Regions from separate parts of the Homo sapiens genome. Here region 2 is linked to region 1. A link is a contact called in ENCODE Hi-C or POLR2A ChIA-PET data. All regions are on one chromosome and are shown on one strand. The core of a region is the stretch at or near the end of the contact, and the rest is flanking DNA. Distances in the headings are between cores, read along the strand shown. Region 1 holds the start of LINC02471 (long intergenic non-protein coding RNA 2471). Region 2 overlaps LRRK2 (leucine rich repeat kinase 2).

Region 1 (2,728 bases), core at 97-2,596:
TCTTTTCTAAATCCAGAGAGCATAATACCACCCCTTCGAAAAGAAGTGTCCACTTGCCCTTTGGCCAAGCTGTAAACAGACGCACCAAGAAACTTCCTCAGTGAGGCTGTCATCTTGGCATTAGATCCATGAGTCAGAGATTTTGGCTGGCTAAATTGTAAAGACCACTTTGAATAACTTGCAATTGTCTTGTTTCTTAGACTATGCACACTTTCTCTCTTTCAGTTAACGTTAAAATGATATATGCAATAAATTGCATATTTGAGTAAATGACATACGCAATAAATTACAACATATGCAATAAAATCAATTAGGTAGCCTTTTCTGAAATTCAGTAAACCCACCAGGAAGGGTCAGAGATAAACCCTTGATATCTAGCAAAAACAAATAAAAATAAGATTTTCAACAGATCAGTGGATTTCATAAAAGATAGAACGTATAATATGAAAGAAACACTGAGGGTACATGATCATCTGTGAAGCATAATGTAATGAGAACAATACTGGACTTGAACTAAAAGTTTTGTGTTCACAGCCCAGATTTACTCCCAACTATATGATGTTGAGCAAATTACTGAATGTCGCTTAAGCCTACGTTTTTGCATTTATATAAGGATAATAGTACCACCTACCTTACAATATTACTGAAAAAGATTCAACTGGGCAAGGCTAATTAAATAATAATAAAGTATACCATATTCTTAGTTTCCTTTTTTAAAAAATCTTTCCTGAATTTTGGTTAGAGTAAGTCCTGATTCAAAGGACAGATGTGTGTGTCTTCCTTCCTTGAAACTAATACTGTTTCTGGTGAGCTTTTGCTCATCCAACTCTGTAATAGAAATCCCATATTCTTGCTATAAATAAAGGCCTTTATAATTTGTGACATTTACTTCTTACCTAAATATTCTGCAACTGCAGATCTCAGACTCTGGCTCTGTCACATGAAAAAAGTCTTCTGTGTGCTCACTGCGTCAGCATACTCTACCACCCTTTCTGTATCACCTCATATGGTAGGAGCTTACATAATTGTAAAGTGGTTGCATAGCAACCAAATTATCAAACACCTCCATCCCACTTTTTCTGTCTTAAACCCTCAAACAACTAGTGGAGCATTTTCAGTTAACAACAGTCTTTAATCAGAGGAGAGAAAATTCCAGGTTGCTGATTCAGTTATTTCTTTTTATTTACCTCTATTTTTATATTCACCCGGCTCGTGTGAAAAACAAAAACTGAAGTACTCACAGATGAGGCAGTGTTTAGCATCTAAACACACCATATGCCAAGGGATAGATGTTGTTGTTGCAGCTGTCCAAAGTTAGCCAGGTTAACACTGACAAACAGCTTCCCCCAGAACATGAGAAAACCACGGCCGCCTGCTCCTTGTTGGCTGGTGGAGTGAAACAGACTTTACAGTACACTGGATCAGCTAAACTGTGAATTACAGGTGAACCAAAGCCATTCTGTCAGTCATTCAAGGAAAAATGACTTCACTCAGCTAGAGGACACTCCCTTGACAAAAAAAAAAAAAAGGAAAAAGGACTTGAGAAATCATTGAATCAAGACCTTCCTTGCTCAGTTCAATTGATTTGCCTAAAGTCATAAAAACAGTAACTTAGTCGCAAAGATGTAATAAGGAAAAATCTTCCTACTTGAATTAAGGATTCCTCCAAGGAGGCAGCATGATACTGTTTTAAGAGCACAGGGCATTAAGTATAACCACCTTGGTTTACATTCTATTTCTCAATTACAAGCTACCACCAAGTTAACTTTTAGGGGTTTCAGTTTCCACAATGCTACCTTACAGCATTATTTGGAGAGCTGCATAAGACAATCCACATGATATTCATGTTACTGCACCTTGTGCAAGTTAAGTACATGTTAGCAATTATTATTATTATTATTCGGTGGTCTAGGAAATCCAAATTTGTCTGGTCCAGAAACAAACAAATTGTCCTATGTCTTCAAAAGAATGGAGCATCCTACATTCAATGGAACTGTAAAGTCAAATAAGCTTTAAAAATTTAAAACTATATCTAAATCACTGACTATTTGGTTTAAAATTCTGTCCCCCCTGGTTCTTGGATGACTATTCTAAGTGTTCAACAAATTTCACCAGCTCAAAACAGTAACCACATATAATGTGGAATTAAGAAACAAGAGTTTGTATTTCTACCTAAAACTCTCATTTGACCCTTTAAACCAGATTCCAGTTTTTTTTTGCTTTGTTTGTTTGTTTGTTTGTTTTTTGGTGGGAGGAAAGAGGAAGAAAATGAACAAAACAAAAATATATGCAGTATAAGAAACCCGGTCTAGTTTGAGCCTTGAGCCATGACGTAAACATTCTTTTAAAGAGAAGCTTCCATGATTAATTACTACAGTTTATTTTTTCCCCCTCTAGGAAATCAACAATCAACTAGATGTAACACTTGGGAGAGTTTATTTTTGGCTAGCCTAGTAATTATAGCCAGAACAGAGCAGGGCAGGTAGATAGGAAATATTTTAGAAACTATTTTATCAAAGCATCAGGATTTTCAAAAAGAACAAGGCAGGGGTTCCCTCCCACACTTAAAATAACAATGAAAAACATGGCTGCGGTTAGATTCTTTAAGAAAAAGAATAAGTTTGAGTCTTGCTCTTGGGCCTGGCCACGCTTATCGGTGTTATGCTTTGCATGTCAGATGCTCTCTTCTGTAACAGTCTTCTCTTTGCCTAGTGAGGAGGAAGACTCA
Region 2 (2,728 bases), core at 146-2,645, 93 kb before region 1:
ACCATGTTGGCCAGGCTGGTCTCGAACTCCTGACCTTGTGATCCACCCGCCTCGGCCTCCCAAAGTTCTGAGATTACAGGCGTGAGCCACCATGCCCAGGCACAAATAAAAATTTTTTTAAAACAGATTAGCTGCTTAATGACAAAGCTAAATCAAGAATGATGTAAAGCAAAACTCTACATTGAGATGTGTATATTTGTCACAACTGTTAGTTTCCTTGAAAGTATCCTCTACTGGAAAATGAGCTACACAGGACAGAAAAGGCATTGAATGCTTCCATCTGTACATATGATTCTCTTGTTACAATGTTCATATTTGATGTCAAATGCCTCTGTAAGAATCCCCTTTTTAGTGAAGTTACTTACTGAGGAGGGCCAAACAGCTGAGCGCTGAGATCTGCAATGCTGCATTCTCTGGGTACTGCTGCACAGCTTTCACCACAAACTCATGGACTTCGTTTAATACCAGGATATTGAAAAAATTACCTAAAAGTTAAGTGAAACATTAGCTGAATTCTCATCCATGGAAGTTAAATTACCTTTAACATATAACACTATTTACATCAATAATTTTGAATGGTGATGAATATTCAATGGCATTAAAACATTTACTTTAATTAAAATAGCTTAATATGATTGAGTAAAGTTTTGAAATTTTATTTTATGCTGTCCTTTAATTATCTTACTTAGACAATGGAAGTGATTGAGCAAAAGTAATGATACTAGTTTGCGTTGTATTAACTGTATGTTCTCTGATTCCCTCTCATGTCATGTCTGTGACACACGGCACGACAATATTCATTGTGTAAAATAACTTAATTTTTCTGTCTTTTAAAGTTGAAACTCTTAAATCCATCTTTTGGAAGACCCAATATTAAATCATTTTACTGAAACACTCTTCTTTCACTTAAAGGAATAGTGCTTAGAAAATTCATTGGCATGTTTACCATTATTTGATCTTGTCTATGATGATCTCAGAAAAAAAAAAAAAAAGGTATTTCACCACCTCCAACCCACCCCAGGAAGAAGTCCCATACCTTTTTATACCCACTCTTCTGAGAATTAATATGATATCCAAGAGTCTAAATCCTTATGAGGAAAAACTTTACCTGATACTGCAGAAATATGTACCTTCTTCTATTTGGCTTATTTGTAACTCACTAACAGTTACCAAGCTTCTTTCTAAAACAAGGAATTGAAACTCCTATTCATCTATAAGTGTAACTAAGTGATCTCTGAGATACAAAGCCAGAAATGGAAAATATCCTGTATCATAAAAAACCTAAAGCCCAAACTAAATATTCATCAACGGCCTCACAATCAAAAGGCAGTTTAAGCAAGTATGGAGCTCCTTTACCAACACCTTCCCATGCTGTTGCCTCTTCCACATTCACCCACCAAGCAAAAATTCTCCACAGCCCTTAGTGATCACTAGTGTTTTCAAGAAGATTTTCTTCTACTTTTACCAGCTTGTCTAAACTTGGGTTGTCCCCATCAGTCTCTTTTCCCTATTATACCCACACCACTGCCAACAGCTGTTCGGTCACTGAATCACTGTGTGACTCAGAAAACAGCAGGAAGACTGGACTTATGTTCAGGTAACTTGTGTGAAAATACGTAGCAAATTATACAAAGCCTTTAAATGCATTAAGCCCATAATTAGATTACATAGTTTGGCAAAACGTTAAATATTTATTTACTTGAGGTTTTAATTTTAACTATGAAGAAAAAGTTAAGAGTTTCATTCAGCTACTTTTGAAACAATAACAGCAACAATAAATTCTCTACCCATTAAATGGAACAAATCATCATCCACTAAGAGATAATCAAGAGAAAAAAGATTCTTTACCTGAAGATCAATTTGATCACTTTTTATTTTCAAAAAAAGTTACAGAATAATACAAAAGTTACATATGACATGACAGTTGCCATGTTTTATTTAATTTTAACAGTATAAAATCAAGCAACTTTAATGTGCTGTTCTAGACAATTTGGCAGTCAAGTAGCATTTCCCTGATCACAAAACAAAACCACTTCTTCTTCTGGCTCATTTCAAGAAATTAAGGTGAATTCACATTTTAATGTAACATGTGCAAGTTGTAACTTGACTGTGGTAAATTGTAAAACATGAAACAGAGAATTGTACAGTAGTGTGCTACTCTGACACCTGGATTTAAGAAATCGACTTTGAATTAGATTAAAACATTATCAGATATCAGCCACTTTGTACAACTACAACCTTCTCATGAAAAATAATGAATAAAGGGTCACCTGATAGAGATAAACTAGTAAATGGATACCATGTTTAGAAGAAATACTTTGTTTAGGGATGAAGAAATTTGGGTTCTCAGCCTGATTTCATCCCTTACTGCTTACATAATCTTGAATAAAACACAAAGATTGATGAACCACAGGACCTCATCTGTAAATGTGGAAATAATAACAATATCCCATCTCCCAAGATAGTTGTACGTATCAAAAAATATATATATTTATATATAAATGTATATATTTATATTTGTATATTTATATACATCTGTGTATAAATATGTATATTTATATATAAATGTATATATTTATATTTGTATATTTATATACATCTGTGTATAAATATGTATATTTATATATAAATGTATATATTTATATTTGTATATTTATATACATCTGTGTATAAATATGTATATTTATATACATCTGTGTATAAATATGTATATTTATATACATCTGTG

Evidence for each region. Hi-C counts contacts between places; a loop is a spot of excess contacts on that map. ChIA-PET counts read pairs that join two places held with the same protein, here RNA polymerase II (POLR2A). Pooled maps may share reads with other maps.
Region 2: a map of lower lobe of right lung shows a loop between it and region 1 (3-fold over the local background). The contact joins the enhancer-like site here to the promoter of LINC02471 in region 1. A Hi-C loop is called at or near these places in 2 of 168 maps with a recorded cell type or tissue (heart right ventricle and lower lobe of right lung), 10 of 37 single-sample maps with no recorded cell type and 5 of 50 pooled maps. POLR2A ChIA-PET finds 5 or more read pairs at or near these places in 7 of 52 experiments (B cell, GM12878, MCF 10A and 4 more).

The regions. Positions count from the first base shown.
Region 1 is chr12:40,154,857-40,157,584 of GRCh38, reverse strand. It overlaps LINC02471 (long intergenic non-protein coding RNA 2471), which reads right to left and starts at 1,346. Exons shown (of 2, transcript NR_146526.1): 1 at 1,242-1,346. The region is part of intron 6 of LRRK2-DT (LRRK2 divergent transcript); the gene reads left to right.
Region 2 is chr12:40,247,583-40,250,310 of GRCh38, reverse strand. It overlaps LRRK2 (leucine rich repeat kinase 2), which reads right to left. Exons shown (of 51, transcript NM_198578.4): 8 at 366-485. Among named protein-coding and RNA genes, the nearest start is that of LRRK2, 24 kb to the right of the region's middle. Within about 2 kb of position 1,395, at least 2 of the 41 ENCODE cell types and tissues checked have a DNase peak (open chromatin) inside an H3K27ac peak, as active enhancers do; they include B cell and OCI-LY7, where a contact is called at or near this core.